Linked DNA regions of Homo sapiens: region 2 is linked to region 1. The links are chromatin contacts, found by Hi-C in ENCODE. All regions are on one chromosome and are shown on one strand. Each heading gives the region's core, a stretch centred on a gene start or an enhancer-like site at or near the end of the contact. The rest is flanking DNA. Distances are from core to core; before and after follow the strand shown. Region 1 holds the start of ZNF521 (zinc finger protein 521). Region 2 has its middle 53 kb from the start of PCAT18.

Evidence for each region. A loop is a pair of places that touch in the nucleus more often than their neighbours do. Pooled maps may share reads with other maps.
Region 2: a map of naive thymus-derived CD4-positive, alpha-beta T cell shows a loop between it and region 1 (7-fold over the local background). The contact joins the enhancer-like site here to the promoter of ZNF521 in region 1. A Hi-C loop is called at or near these places in 2 of 168 maps with a recorded cell type or tissue (ascending aorta and naive thymus-derived CD4-positive, alpha-beta T cell), 1 of 37 single-sample maps with no recorded cell type and 11 of 50 pooled maps.

The regions. Positions count from the first base shown.
Region 1 is chr18:25,349,623-25,357,165 of GRCh38, forward strand. ZNF521 (zinc finger protein 521) reads right to left here and starts at 2,544. Exons shown (of 8, transcript NM_015461.3): 1 at 2,383-2,544; 2 at 1,285-1,325. The coding sequence starts at 1,324. RefSeq lists a silencer at 2,570-2,639.
Region 2 is chr18:26,646,993-26,654,535 of GRCh38, forward strand. It overlaps a transcript of KCTD1 not described here. Among named protein-coding and RNA genes, the nearest start is that of PCAT18, 53 kb to the right of the region's middle. RefSeq lists an enhancer at 4,022-4,523. Within about 2 kb of position 4,147, at least 3 of the 41 ENCODE cell types and tissues checked have a DNase peak (open chromatin) inside an H3K27ac peak, as active enhancers do.

The sequences.
Region 1 (7,543 bases), core at 1,294-3,793:
GGCCCTGCCCACCCCTTTTCCCCGGGCCGGCGGCGAGTCGGGAAGCTGGTGCGGGAACCGGGGCCACGGGGCGCCGCGGCCCGGCAGCCAGGAGGAAGAGGATGCTGCGCCGCCGGGGACCAGAGGGCGGGGCCGGGCCGCGCGGACCTCGGCGGGACCCAGCGGGCCCGGGCGGGCGCACCAGCCGCCCTTTGTCCTCCGCCTCCGGGTCGCGGGGGCCGCGGCCGCCTCCAGCGCTGGCCCCCTGGCCCTCGCCCCGGTTCCCCGTCCTGCCCGCGCGCCCCTCCTCCGGCCCTCGCGCTCCGCCGCCCGCCCTCCCCGCTCTCCGCCTCGGAGCGCCGGACCTCGCGGCTCCCCTCGGCCGCCCGCCCCCGATTTCCTCGGAAGGAGGCTCGCGAAGGTGGAGGAGGCGGCCGAGGAGGAGGAGGAGGCCGCCACGTGACTCTCCTCGCCACATTCCAACACAGCCATCAGATCGATAACTTCAGGGACCCCCGCCCCCGCCGCAGCCAGCTAGTGCGCCCCCAAAATCCCGCACGCACGCCCCGCAACTTCCCTCTCCAACAGGGACGACGGAGAGCTGGACCCCACCGCGAAACGCAAAGGACTCCAGGGGCGGCGGGGAGAAGTAGGGGCGAGGGGCGGTCAACTTCTGGGAATGGCCAAGAGGGGTGCTCTGAGGCCCGAGCCGGGGTCCGGTGCCCGCGGCCGGCGGCCGGGGTCTGTTTACTCCGGCGACGTGCGGAGAGGACCCAAGCAGGACGCGGGCGGGCGGGAGGCGGCGGCCGGGACCCCGGGCCACGTTTGTCACGAGCGGGGGCTGCTCCCCACCTCCGAGATGACTTTTTTCTTCTTCCAAAGAAAAGGAAAAAAGAAGCACCGCACGGTTTTGCATATTTATTCTTTGCGAAAACACACAACAGAAACTTTTTCCTCCAGCCCAGATGTAGATCTCAGACGGGATATTTTTTTTTCCTCCCTCTCCGGATAATTTCGTTTCTTTCTCTCTCTCTCTCTTTTTTTTTTTCGGTTGTTGTTGTCTTTTCTCGCCCACTTTCTACCGCCGCCCCATTCGGGGATCCTCCTCCCGTCTTCGTCTCCCCCCACCCCGACACCTCACCCTCACTCCACCTAGGGGCTCAGCGGGGAGGGGAGCGCGCGCGCCCCCGCACTCACACTCACACTCACGCGCGCACACGCCTCGCAGCCACGCAGCCCTCGCTCCGCTACCCACAGTGACACTCGCGGATGGGGGAAAGCGGGGAGCAGGGGGTTCCTCCTTACCTTTGAGGGATCTCGGTTTCGCTTGCTTGCGGCGAGACATCCTAAAAGCAAACAGCTGAAGTTGTTTCAATTCAGCCCTGAAAGAAACTATACTTCCTCGTGGCCGCGCGCCCCTCGGGCCGCGGCGCCTCGCGCCCTCCGCTCGGCCTCCCTCGCGCCCTCGCTCCGCGCTCCGCTCCTCGCTCCGGCTCCGGCTCGCGCTCGCGCGCGGGGCTCGCGGCTGCCCGAGCTCCGCGCTCTGCACGACGGCGGCGGCGGCGGCGGCGGCTGCTGCACCAAACTTTCCCAGCCTTCGACCCCCACCCCCAATCTCCAAGAAAAAAAAAAAAAAAGGAAAAAGAAAAAAGGAAAGGAGGGAAAAAAAGCTAAAAAAAAAACCCCAAAGACAATGTTTGAAGAGCCGTCAGCTACACTAAAAAGAGAAAATCCGTTACTATTTCCACCTCAATCAAAATTCACATAGTTCATGCGAATAGAAAAAAACTAATAAAAAGAAAAGCGTCTGGGTGATTTTTTTTTTCTTTACCGCTTTTCCTTTTCAACAAATCCGCCCCCCCCCCCACCGGAAAAAAACAAATAACACTGATTTGTTTACAAAGCGAGTCGTGCTCTTTTGTAGTTGGGGGGACGAGGGGGGGAAATCGACCCTGCAAGGCGATGAAAAGGTCTTGGAAAGAAAAATCTCCCACCATCCGAGGCAGATGCGAACGGGCCACGAAAATAAGCAAAGGGAAAAAAATACTTTTTTTCTCCCTTCCCCCCACCCTTTTTTTCTTAACCCACACTAAAGTAATTTCTTTCAAAAAGAAAAAGCCAAAGCACCCGAGCCGACGGCCCCCAGGTGGTGTGCGGGGCTGCTTGTGTGCAGGGGGTGTGCGGGGCCCGGGCTCGGGGCGCCCCTCTCTGGGCGGGGGCGCGGCGCCGGCGGCTGGCGCTGGACCGGGGCTCTAAAGTCTACGGCTGCCTCGGCAGCGGCGGCGGCAGCAGCGGCGGCAGCGGCGGCGGCAGCGGCGGCGAGAGCAGGAGGAGGAGGAGGAGGAGAGCCGGGAGCAGGAGGAGGAGAAGGAGTGTGCTGTGTGCTCCCTCCTCATCACAAACCTGCAAGGTCTTGGACTGCGCTGTCGCTCCGGTAGTCCACATAATAATGGAAAATGGAAGCAAGGCCCCCAAAGCCATCAGGATGGCTCCAGAGGGGGCCCCTAACCCGCAGGGACTCGCTCTGTACGTAATCACTGAGGAAATCATTGTCAGCCTGCCTGCACTCACACACAGACAGAGGGGCATGATTAAAAGGCGAGAGCGCGGGGAGCGGGAGGGAGGAGGGGGCCCGCCAAGACCCGGACTGGAGGCGCCGGCCGCGGCGCGCGGATCCGGAGCCAGGCGGCGGCCGAGCGCCCCGAGCCCCGCCCGCCGCCGCCGCCGCCGCCGCCGCCTCCCACGCGCCGCGCGCCCCGCCCGCTCCTGCGCCGCCGCCCCTCGCGCCGCCCGCCCGGCCGCTCGCACACCCCGCGCCGCCGCCGTCGCCGCCGCCGCAGCTGCGTTATTAGAGCTCCACGGCGGATCTCGGGGCTCTTCTGCTCGCTTTTTTTCCTCTTCAGAAATTAAAGCAGAGGAGCATCTGAAAGTGGAAAGGTCCCCCTTCTGGTAGGATGGATGTAAAAGGAGGCAACAATTTGTTCTTGAGGGGGCAAAAAAAAAAAAAAAAAAAAAGAAAAAGAAAAAGAAAAAGAAAGGAGGGGGGAAATTCATTGCTTGGCTTTTGCATTGTCGGACTTTAAAAAAGTGTGTCTGCTGTTGTTGCCCGGACTCGGGAAATCTTTTTTATGGCAACCGCAGACCTGCCAAGTCTCTCTTACTTGGAATCTTTATAAAGGCAAGTTATTTGGACTTTTTTTTTATTTTCTCGTTTAGAGAAAGTCATTGATGCTGACGAATGTCATAATGTGATTCAAAAGAGACAGCTTTGAGTTCACTTTTTTAACATTCTCAAATTGACATAGATCTTTGTCCAGAAAATAAAGCTTTCTGTTGATTTTTTCTTTAAGCAAGAGGTAAGGAAATATGCACTTAAGAATATGTGTACAAGAAAATAGTTTCTAAAATAAATTGAAATGTCTGCAGGTCGGTGGGAATTTTTGTTTCTTTTCGCAGTTTTGTTTTCTAACTTTTCACCTGCTCCCATCGCAAAACAAGAAACCATCACCTGTTTCCTTCTTTTACCTTATCTTAAGGGAAAGGATGTTTTAGTATTATTATTGTTGTTGCTATTTATTGATTGGACACGCTTGTCAAGTTATAAATGCCTGAGAGGGCTACCAAGTAGAGCTTAGATTCACAAGTCTTGGTGGAAATTAAGAGATTCAGAATACGGTTAATTACACAAAACAGGCAGAATTTTGTACAAATACTATTGTTCTTAATCAGATTTTAAAAATTCTCCGTTCTGTAAAATTAAGGTACAGCTATCTATTAAGCCACCATGCAAAGACATCAAAGCTTTAAGGAAGTTGTATTTTTTCCAGTCTAACCTGTAAACTGCCTGGACCCTCATGTGGATAGCTGCAAATACAGTATGTTTTTTTTCAATATCTTCATTATAATTAAATGAGTTTTCAATCCATCTGCAGTAATTCCTAAAGTGAAATCATAGTTGTAGTCAAATTTAACTTTGCATGACTGTGAAATAAAGCAACTTTTGTTGCAGAATCTGTGTTGGTACATTAAGGATTCTAGATTTTATACATAACCTTATACATTCATTTTCACAGAAATCATTCAGAAAGGGAAAAATGTGTAAACACCAAGTTTTTACAAGACTTTCCTTTCGTGTGGTAGCCATATGTGTGCAGAATACTATGGTGCCATGTATGTGTGGTCCCAAGTTATGTGTGATATTATCTAAAATATTGATGGCATCTAATCCTGGTTTTATTGGAAAGTGAAAAATTGCTAACGTAATACTAACGCGTACCCTAATTTGTTAAAGTTTTCTATATGGGTTGATTTTTTTTGTTTCTTTCTCAAAGTAGTCTACTTTGCTTTACTCTAAAATTGTTCTTTCATTTCCCAATGTTAGTATTTCTGTTGCCTTCCTCTATTAAGAGATAAATAAAACCCTTAGCTCAGAGATTTAGATCTGGCTCAAGAGCCTGATATTTCAGTTTGGGATAGTACTGCATAGCATTTTAAGGGAGGTTAAAGCACCAACCACCCAAAAGACAAACATAAAAACTATTTTAACCTAAATCTGTCAAATATTGACCTATACAGATAGGTAAAATGCTTTTGAAACGTATCTTTAAATACTTTAATTTCCTCCCCCCAAGTTACCAAGGGGGGGAAGATCATTGATTATGTTTCTAAACATAAACCCCAACATCCACCCATGAAGCCAAAGCCATCATCTCTGAGCAGAATGCAGCAACTTTGTGAATATTTGGATGCTGTTGTTGATGATGGGGTAATAATGCATAAAGAACCATGTGCAAGGAATTTTACTAAAGACAAGACAAATATTTTCTTAGGTCTCATTAAGGGGTCTTGAAGTCCAAGATAAAACATCACCCATTCTACCTTTTGGAGGGACAGATCTGGTAGGCAAAACTCCCACTGATTTCAGCATCCCTTACCACCGTATTCCATGTGAATTAATCAATTATGTGGAATTGGTGAGCACTTGGATTTCATTAAACACTGCTGAGTAGCCTCGCAATTACTTTCCATGCTTCGTATATAAACAGACACCAAAAATGTAAACTGTCCAATTCACCTGATAGAGGCTACACAGATGCTAAAGAAGGAAAACTAAGATTTGTCTTTCTTTGGACGATGCGAAAAAGCATAATTAGCCACTGCAGAAAGGTAAACATGCCTAACTGATAAACATTTTTTCATGCTTAACAAAATTCATTTTGGGAATAGTAAACTACTATATATTCAGTTATTTATCCCCCAACTTTTAAATGTATTATTCTCATTCTTAAAACTGGAAACCAGCTACAATGAGAACGTCATTCATTTTCATTCAACAGTTTTTTGAACATCATCATCCAACAAATTGTGCTGTCCTCCAAATAACCTATTTAACATCTCCTGAATAACCAGCAAAAACATATAAAGCTTATAAATTTTAGGTATTATTTACAAATAACCTGAATAGTAGTATAAAGTTTAAAATGAGACAGACCCTTCATTACCGAGTTCTATTAAGAACTTAAGTAGCTACATAATTAAACTTTCCATTTCGTATTAACATATGATTGATTTAACTTCTGGCTCTTTTCATGCATTGACTCCACAGCACCTACTTTTAAGATATTTTGCACTTTTCAGAATGTCTTGCATTGGTGAAACAAACAATATCTGGAACTGAGACTCTTACTTGAAAAAAAGATTAACGTTTTTTCAACTGTTAATTCCAACAATAAAGATATTGCTAAAGGAGGGATTAATGTTAAAGGAAACCTGTGTCCATGAAACTTGACCTCAAAGGAATTAATTACAGAAAACACATTAGGTACCAGTTCAAGTAAATCTCCAATTTTAAAATGTCAGTTGCAAAGCATAAATTGTCTTTGATAAGTTATAAGTAATAGTGTCAAAGTTGCAATCTGGCATCTAAACCAATTACAAAGAGAATACTCTGCTCATAATTTTATATAAATATCCTTAGCACATGTCTACTTATCTGTACAACAATTTCATGTAATATTTTAAGATTTTCAAGACCGATTTCGGATTTTTTTTAATATTGAAAGTTAGTTCAAATCTAGTGTATTACCTGCCTGAGTAATATGACTGTATCAGTCATATTACTCCACAGAAGCTTTCTTTTAAAGGAGGAGCATTTTTAACAAGAGTTAAATTAAAAGTCCTATGAAAGGGCAGTTTAATCAAAGTCCATCTGAATCTAATGTGTGTGTCTGTGTCTGTGTGTTTAAAATATAAAATATATGTGTGTGTTATATATGTATATACATCCACGTATATACATATTAACACATTATTGTTAGAACAACATATAAGGGACTTTTAAATTAACATTTGTGCAAAGTATTAGTGATGCATTTGGAAAGGCAATATTTTTAGTCCACAAAAACTATACTCAGTTCCCAGTTCCTTTAATTGTCCACCATCTAATTCTCAGTAAGTTACTTAATATCCATCCTGCATACTCATAACCACACTCTACCTCTTAATCTATGAAATGGGTAGCAATGTTTGAATGCAAAAGCATTTAAGAACGTCACATGGAAAAATCCACATTAAATATATAAATATGGCAAATGTATTTTGTCATTATGAATAACAAATTCTATTTTCAATCTTTTTTTAGTCTTATTTACTTGACTTCTTTTCTTTCATAAAATCTGAGTCATTAAACCCCTTTAAAAAAAATTCTGATACAGATGCGTTGAGGACTTTTCTACTTGGTGGTGGACTATATCCAAAAAGGTAAAGTTTTTTAAATGCACACTATACATTATTCATTTATTTTATAATACACGAATTCATTGAAATTTAAAGATTTAATTTCAACATGTATAGAAACGTTTAAAACTAGAGGTTTCACATTGTCATCTTTTCTTACTGAGGCTTTCATAACCACTGCAAAGGTCCTTATTGAGCCACTAAAACAATAAAAGAGAGAAAATATCCTTTCTTCACACAGAAATTGCGAAAAGAAAAGAGGGATCTTTCAGTAGAATAATATTTGCAAGCTACTTTTAAAGGTAACTGAAAGGTGAGGCATCATCTTAAGAAAAGAGATTGTAGCATATTAGAAAAACCAGATAGTACTGATTTGTGAATTCTAAAGAATTAAGGATATAGATAAGTGATCTACTAACAAAAAAAATGAACATGTACCCTTAAAAGAGACAATAAAGGAATAAAACAGTTGATAGAAATTGAATCTACCTTTTTAAGTATTGCTAATAGTATATATTTGTAGAACTTAACTGGCATATGCTAAAAATAATTACTGTCATCAGAAATACAAAATTTATAAATAATGAAATAAAGAGGAAATAGTTATATTTCCTAAAAAGGCAAATTATGTTTCTCTCACTTAAAAAAAATTATTATAAACAATTTTTCATAAGTTATATGTCCCTAGATAATCATGCCTTTGGTAAATATTTTAGTTTTAGAAAGTGTACACAGTTGAATTAATTTTATACATTGAAAATAGAACATGTAATTTGGTTTATAACCCCAAAATTTTAAGTTTTTGTCCAAATGAGCACAAATGGATTTC
Region 2 (7,543 bases), core at 2,897-5,396, 1.3 Mb after region 1:
ATGATTGGTCAGGTCTCTGTGACTCCACTGGTCTTGAACTCCTGTGGCTATTTCTACTAAGTGGGGATGAGCTAGACTGGAGCAGGTCTAGATAAAGATCTGTTTTTCCTATAGAAAACCACCTGCACTTCTTACAGAGCTAGTGTGACTTATACAACCTTTGAATGACTCACTTTTCAGATACTTTGGATCTTTGAAATATAATATTCTCAGCCACTAAAAAAGACTGAATTCAGCTAGGCACGGTGGCTCACGCCTGTAACCCCAGCACTTTGGGAGGCTGAGGCGGGTGGATCACGAGGTCAGGAGTTCAAGGCCAGCCTGGCCAAGATAGTGAAACCCCCCCCCCATCTCTACTAAAAATACAAAAATTAGCTGGGTGCGGTGGCAGGTGCCTGTAATCCCAGCTACTCAGGAGGCTGGGGCAGGAGAATCACTTGAACCTTGAACCCAGGCAGCGGAGGTTGCGGTGAGCCGAGATCATGCCGCTACACTCCAGTCTGGGAAACAGAGTGAGACTCCATCTCAAAAAAAAAAAAAAAAAAAAAAAAAAAAAAAAAAAGGGCTGAATTCTGAAATTTTGGCCTCATTTTGAGAGTTGTCTCTTCTACCAAACTTCATTTGTGCAGACTGCATTAAGTAGGGTCCAAAGTCCTTAGACTCCAGATCCTAAAACCTGCCTTCCATCCCAGACTTGGAATGGCATTTCTGATAAGGGAGAGACCAATGTAGTTCATACTGCAGGTGAATTTCTTTGACCATTGTGAGTTCCTGGAACTCACGGACAAAGGAGCTGGCCCTCATAGGTGATAGCCGTTTAACAAATCACCTAGATCTTTTTTTTTGTTTTGTTTTGTTTTTGGAGACAGAGTCTCATTGCTCTGTTGCACAGGCTGGAGTGCAGTGGCATAATCTCGGCTCACTGCAACCTCTGCCTCCCAGGTTCAAGTGATTCTCCCGCCTCAGTCTCCCAAGTAGTGGCTGGGATTACAGGCGTGCACCACCATGCCTGTATAATTTTTTTTGTATTTTTAGTAGAGACGGGGTTTCACCATGTTGGCCAGGCTGGTCTCAAACTCCTAACCTCAAGGGATCCACCCACCTCGGCCTCCCAAAGTGATGGGATTACAAGTGTGAGCCACTGTGCCAGGCTTTAAATCACCTAGATCTTCTTACCTCTTCATCAAATGATGATGGTGACTCTTAGGAGGAGAAAGCAGCGCTATAAATGGGAGTGGGACCAAACCAAATCTCTGCAGGCCATTCACCATTTCTGGAAATGGCTGTGAGGCTATAAATATCCAAGGGCTCCTGATGAAAATTTTAAAGAGCAAGACAATTTAAAAAATGTTTACATACCTTGTCATGTACAATGGGAGCATAAGCCCCATATACTCTCACTGCGGATTTCTCTTATCGCTAAGTCAGTTACAGAGGGACCCACCCTGTAGCATTTAAATAGATTGCAGTCCTCATTAATTTGTTTACCTGTATCCAAGAGTAAATTGGAGCAGAAGTATTTACACCTCTTTGGAATTACTTTATTGTGTTTCCTACTGAGTGGGCACAGAGTAAATATTTTTTCCTCATTTGTTAAGATGAGGAAGGTAATCATTCCCACCTTTATAGTGAACGTGAAAATATGAGAGGAGTTAAAATATGTAACGTTCCTAGCATATGGAAGGTGCTTAATAATTATTAGTATTAGTAATTACTAATCAGTATTAGAGGCAGCCGCACCTGGAGACTAAGAGCAAAGACTGGAAGCTTGAATGCACAGATCAACTCCTGGCTCAGCCACTCACCATATGTGAACCTGGGCAAGTTACTTTATCTCTCCGCACTTCCATCTCCTCATCTAAAACATGGGGATGCCAGTAATATCACCCTCTTAGGTGATGGATGAGGATTACACAAGTAATATCTTGCAAAGCCCTTGAAAAACAGTCTGGCACTTAGAGGCATTGTATTGGTGTTACATATTCAGTACTTACAACAACCCTCTGAGGTGGTTTTCCTCACCCACATTGTATAGATAATGAAACCAAAGCTTTGGGGTCACACAATTAACAGTGGGTCTCTATTTCTAAGCAACCAGAAGAACCAAGTCATTTCACGACCCCACATGAGAGGACTTCACATGGGTCTTCAGCAGCATAGACACTGTTCCATTCCCTGGCAGCACGTGACTGCCTAAGACTGGGTTATTATCTTTACTAGTATTCCTGATCACTTTTGGCATCAAGTGCTCTCAACCCAGAGCATGGTAGACGCTGGAGGTTAACAGCACTTTCTTCTGTTGATTTGATTAAATAAACAGGAAAGCAGGCCTCTTATGGTCCATATCTCTGGGAAACTGGCAGTAAGTGGATTGCACCAGATAACAAGGTCTGCTTTCTTTCTCCTCCCTGCCCCACAGCCCAGGAAGAAACAGACGGCTCGGAGGTGCTGATCCTTCCAGCTGTCCCCGTTGAGCCTCGGTTGTTTCGGTGAAGGAGCAAAGACAGCTTTTTTGTTTTTTTGTGTGTTTTTTTGAGACAGAGTCTTGCTCTGTCGCCCAGGCTGGAGTACAGTGGCGCAATCTCAGCTCACTGCAACCTCCGCCTCCTGGGTTCAAGCGATTCTTCTGCCCCAGCCTCCCGAGTAGCTGGGACTACAGGCACGCGCCACCACGCCCGGCTAATTTTTTTGTATTTTCGTAGAGATGGGGTTTCACCATGTTGGCCAGGATGGTCTCGATATCCTGACCTCGTGATCCACCTGCCTCGGCCTCCCAAAGTGCTGGGAAAAGGCAGCTTTTTAAAGCTGGCTGGGCTTTCCTTTTCCAGGAGAGAGAGGCAATGGTGAGAAACTAACAGCAAGACCAGAGGCGATTCCAAGTTTACTTGCCAATGTGTGTCACTGCCATCTGCTGGATGGAATGGGTATCAGACCGGGTCCCGTGTTTCTTCTCAGTGTTAATACGCAAATTCAGTGACTCCCATTGTGGGGGTTCAGAACCTAGTGGTGCATTTGCATCATTTCATAGCGTAAGTGTCTGCAGATTTTGGAAATCCCATGACAACTGTGCACAGGACGACCTCCACATGAGTAATCAAAAGGCAAAACAGGACCATCTTTGAGGCAACGTCCTACTTAGCATCAATGCTTCCCCAGATCAAATTTGATCTGTTCCCAAATGATTGATCTAATTGGTTAGAAAAAGCCCATAACCAGCAGGTGAGGGTATCTGGCAGAACTTGGGTCCTCTTGTCAATGGCAAAAAGTACTTACAGGGAAGTGAAATCAACATCTGGCTTTATTCTTGCGTCCCCTGAAATTATGTGTTCATGTATCCAACAGTTATTTATTGAGCACTTATCCTGTGTGCCAGGCACTGTATTAAGGAACTGAGAAAGCAAAGGTGAATAAACACAGTCCCTGCTCTTAACAATATATGGATATTTTCTGAGTGCTTATTTTGTGCTAGGCATATACATCCTGTTACATCTCATTTTATTCTCTGAACAACTCTAGGACTATTATTATCTCCTTTACAATGATCTCATATTATTACCTCATTTGTAGTTCAGAAAACTGAAGCTTAGAGAGATTCAGTAATTTAACCAAGAAAATACAGCACAGACAGAGATGGAGTGGGATTTGCATATGGGGTGGTGGGAATGGATGGGTAGGATAGAGAAGGATCAGTACCATGGACCAATGTAGCTTTTTCTCCCCCTCACATAGAAAGTCTGGGTCTTTTGTTTTACACACATTTTCTGTTCCATTGGCTACAAATTTCCAGCAAAGTGAAAGTGCTACAAAAACAAGTCAGTGATGATAGCAGTAGATGCTTTGGAAAGATTTATCAGGAAGAATATCCCTTCCTCTAGCCAGCATTTGAAATCTATCTCGTTAACATTCTCTTCAGTTCATAACTCTTCTTCTTAATAGCAGCGTTGGTGTCGGCAGCAAGGGCTGAATTGTTGTCAGTTCCCATTGGATAGAAAACAAATCCCTATTTTGGTCAGCATGACAGAGTACTTGTGAGCAAACGATTTGCTCAGCAAGAGATAGAGACCAATTCACATGTTCTGATCACAACAATCTCTCACAACAATCTCACACTGTTTTTGTTTTTTTTCTTTCTCTCTTGGCATAACAGCAGGGTGCTGGTGTGGCAGGGAGATACAGAGGTGGGGGCGAAGAGAGAACAGGAGGAATGGAAGCCGGTGGCAGAACAAGCAAGCCCTTTGCCAAGTGCCCTTGAAAAGGGCTTAAATAGTATGTCCTGGACAGAAAGGACTATGGGTGTAGATGAGAAAGCAGAACGGCTAATGGGGGCTAATGGCAGGGTTTTGTAGTCAGCCAGCTGAGTTAGAATCCCTGCTCTGCCACTAGCCTAGTCTTTGACTTCAGGAAACGGATATAACCTTTCTAATCCTCCAGGCAAGAGGAGGTACAGCTAGGGTTAGGGTAGGGGGAACACTGATGGAAGAGTCTGAGATCTATTTAGAAGGTAAAGTTGGCCGAGTGTGGTGGCTCACACCTGTAATCCCAGCACTTTGGGAGGCCGAGGTGGGCGGATCACTTGAGGTCAGGAGTTCGAGACCAGCTTGGCCAAAATGGTGAAACCCCACCTCTACTAAGAATAGAAAAATTAGCCGATCATGGTGGCGGGCACCTGTAGTCCCAGCTACTCAGGAGGCTGAGACAGGAGAATCGCTTGAGCCTAGGAGGGGGAGGTTGCAGTGAGCCGAGATCGAGCCACTGTACTCCAGCCTGGGTGACAGAGCAAAACTCGGTCTCAAAAAAAAAAAAAAAAAAGAAGAAGAAGAAGAAGAAGAAGGTAAAGTGTACAGAGTCTAATAAAGGGTTGGCCATAGGTGAACAAGAGAGAAGTGTCAAGTGGACACCGAGGTTTCGGGCATGTTACCTAGGGTGGGTGCAGAACAAGATGGGTGCAGAATACTACTTGCCTCACAGTCTTGTTTGGAGGGCTCAGGGAGATAGGTATTCCAGACGGCCTCTGCTACTTGTTCCCTAAATCTTAGCCATGGATGTTACCAGTGCCTGGGGTTTCAGAGGCAGCTGAGATAAGGTGAGACTGATATGGACCGAGGGACTGAGACAGCAGGGGCCAGACTTGGGGTGGCTCCTCCAGAGAAAGTGCCCTTTGGGGTTGATTGATACTACTTATATGCACTTCAGTTGGACATACTCTTATTTTTCCTCTTAACAATCCTGTAAGGCAGGTTAGAGAGATGACATCGTTCCCATTTTTATAGAGAAAAAGGAATAGGCCAAAATGATGGTTGTTTTTCCAACTGGAATTTGCCCTCAGGGCCATCCACATGAGAACCACCAAGAAAAGTAGCTTATGGAATTGCATTTGTACATCAAACCCCTATGGAGAGAGTGATATTCAAAGTGTCTTCAGTTGAGTGATTTGCATAATTGTGTCAGTTATTTGTATGTAAACGGACTTTTAAAAAGCATCCAACCATTCATTTCATAATCATCTGACATGTTTATAATATTTTAATACAATTAATTTGCACTATAAGGCACAGGTTTGTTTCAGAAGGCTCAACATAGGCCTACTTCAATGATGAATTCCAACTTAGTCAGACTTGGATAAATGGAACCACATGGTACACTTCATAAAGGAAAAGCATTTTGGATAACAGGATAAAAAGAGCCGGCCGATGAGTGCCTGATACACTGTAGGCACTCCAGACCCAATTGTTGAACAAATGGAGGGAGGGATTAAAGAATGACTAGATGCTTTGGTTTCCTTTGTGAATGCTGTTACACCGGATGTGAATGAGGCTTCTCACTGCTACTTAATCTGGCTATTAGAAATGACGTGAAAGATACAAAATCCACCCAGGCTTCAGAATTCCCGCGTCTATTCAATTAACATGCCCGAAACTTAGGTGTCCACTTGACACTTCTCTCTTCTTGTTCACCTATGGCCAACCCTTTATTAGGTTCTGTAAACTTTCCCCTCTACATAGATCTCAAACCCTTCCATCAGTATTTCCCCTACCCTAACCCCAGCTATATCTTCTCTTGCCTGGATGACTATAATAGCCTTCCAAGGGCTATGCTTCATCCATCTGGGTCCCTCTGACCACTTCCCAGAGTGCCAGCAGAGTTATTCTTTCCAAACACCAATCTGATTACTGCTGCCCCTCTCCCAATCCTCCCCATCACTTACTCTTGGGTGAAGACCAGGTGCCTGTCCCTGCAGTCTGCATCACTGCTTCCTCCGTCTCTTACTCCAGCCAGTTAAGCCCTGAGTTCCTCCCCCTTTGCTAAGCCTCTCCTGGCTTGGTAAAATACTGTTCCTTCTTTTTTCTCCCTGGAACTTCGTCTCTGTTCTGTCTCTCTTGCCCAGGCCCCTTCATCCTTTAGATCTCAGTGTGTGGCACTTCTGACCCTGGTCCAGGCCATTTTGGCCCTCTTTAAGTTAATGCTACCAGAACCCCATATTCCTCTTCCTTCAAAGCACTCATCTCTGTCAGTTGTTCAGTTATTCGATGAATGTCTGCCTCTCTGTCTGGACTATAAGCTCCATGAGATTGGAGGCTCTGAATGCTTTTTCTCACCATTGTGTCTCCAGCATTTAACACAGTAGTTCCTATACAGCAAGCACAAATATTTGTTCAATGAATGAATGAATGGACCTAATGAACACAGGCTTATTATGCTTAAAGGATAATCTGTTTTGTTTTCTTCAGTTATCTCAAACCAAACTCATCAACAAGCAAAACATTATTTACATCTAGCATGTTTTTATGAATGAAAAGCCAGAGCGAGTTGTGTCTCACTTCTGCATGAGTAAGCTATTAAAATAAGCATACATGCTTGCATCCAAAAATTTCACTTTTATTCCCAAGATAGTTCGTCCTAAAGATGGAGCAAATAAATGCTCTGTTTGCTTGGGAAATTATAAACTGCAGTCCAAAAGAAGGTTCAGAAATGCAGTTTAATAAACACTAAATAAAAACGTTGGTGAAGTAATGGTTCACAAACATCATTTGAATGACTCAAATGCAATGCAAATGGGAAAAGACCTTAGCTAAAAACATCACATCAGAAGTAGAAAACTATCACTCTGATTCAGAAACATTAAGACAAGAAAGCATTTGTGCAAGCAATTGTTATTGCTAAATGCAGAGCTAAATGGAAGTTTAAGAAAGTTCTCTGATAAAATACATCTGTCACTAATTACTCTTACATTTAAAAACCTAAATTGCTTTGGATAAATAATTTGATGCCAAAAGGTCCATAATGCATTATTCAACGCAAATCGAATAATACGCTTTCATCATCATCTAGTTGAAGTCTTACTGAAGTTACTTTCCTAATACTTAAGTGGCATAATTTGTACAATGATTACTGAAGGCTTCCCCCAAAATAAATATCTCACATCAGAGTAAGTTGAATGGTCGGTAAATCACATTACTTAAGTAAATATGAAACAAGCTATTACTGTGCACCCCTACTATGCAAGCCCTGGCAAAGAATTACAAACACAAAAATCTTACAGCTA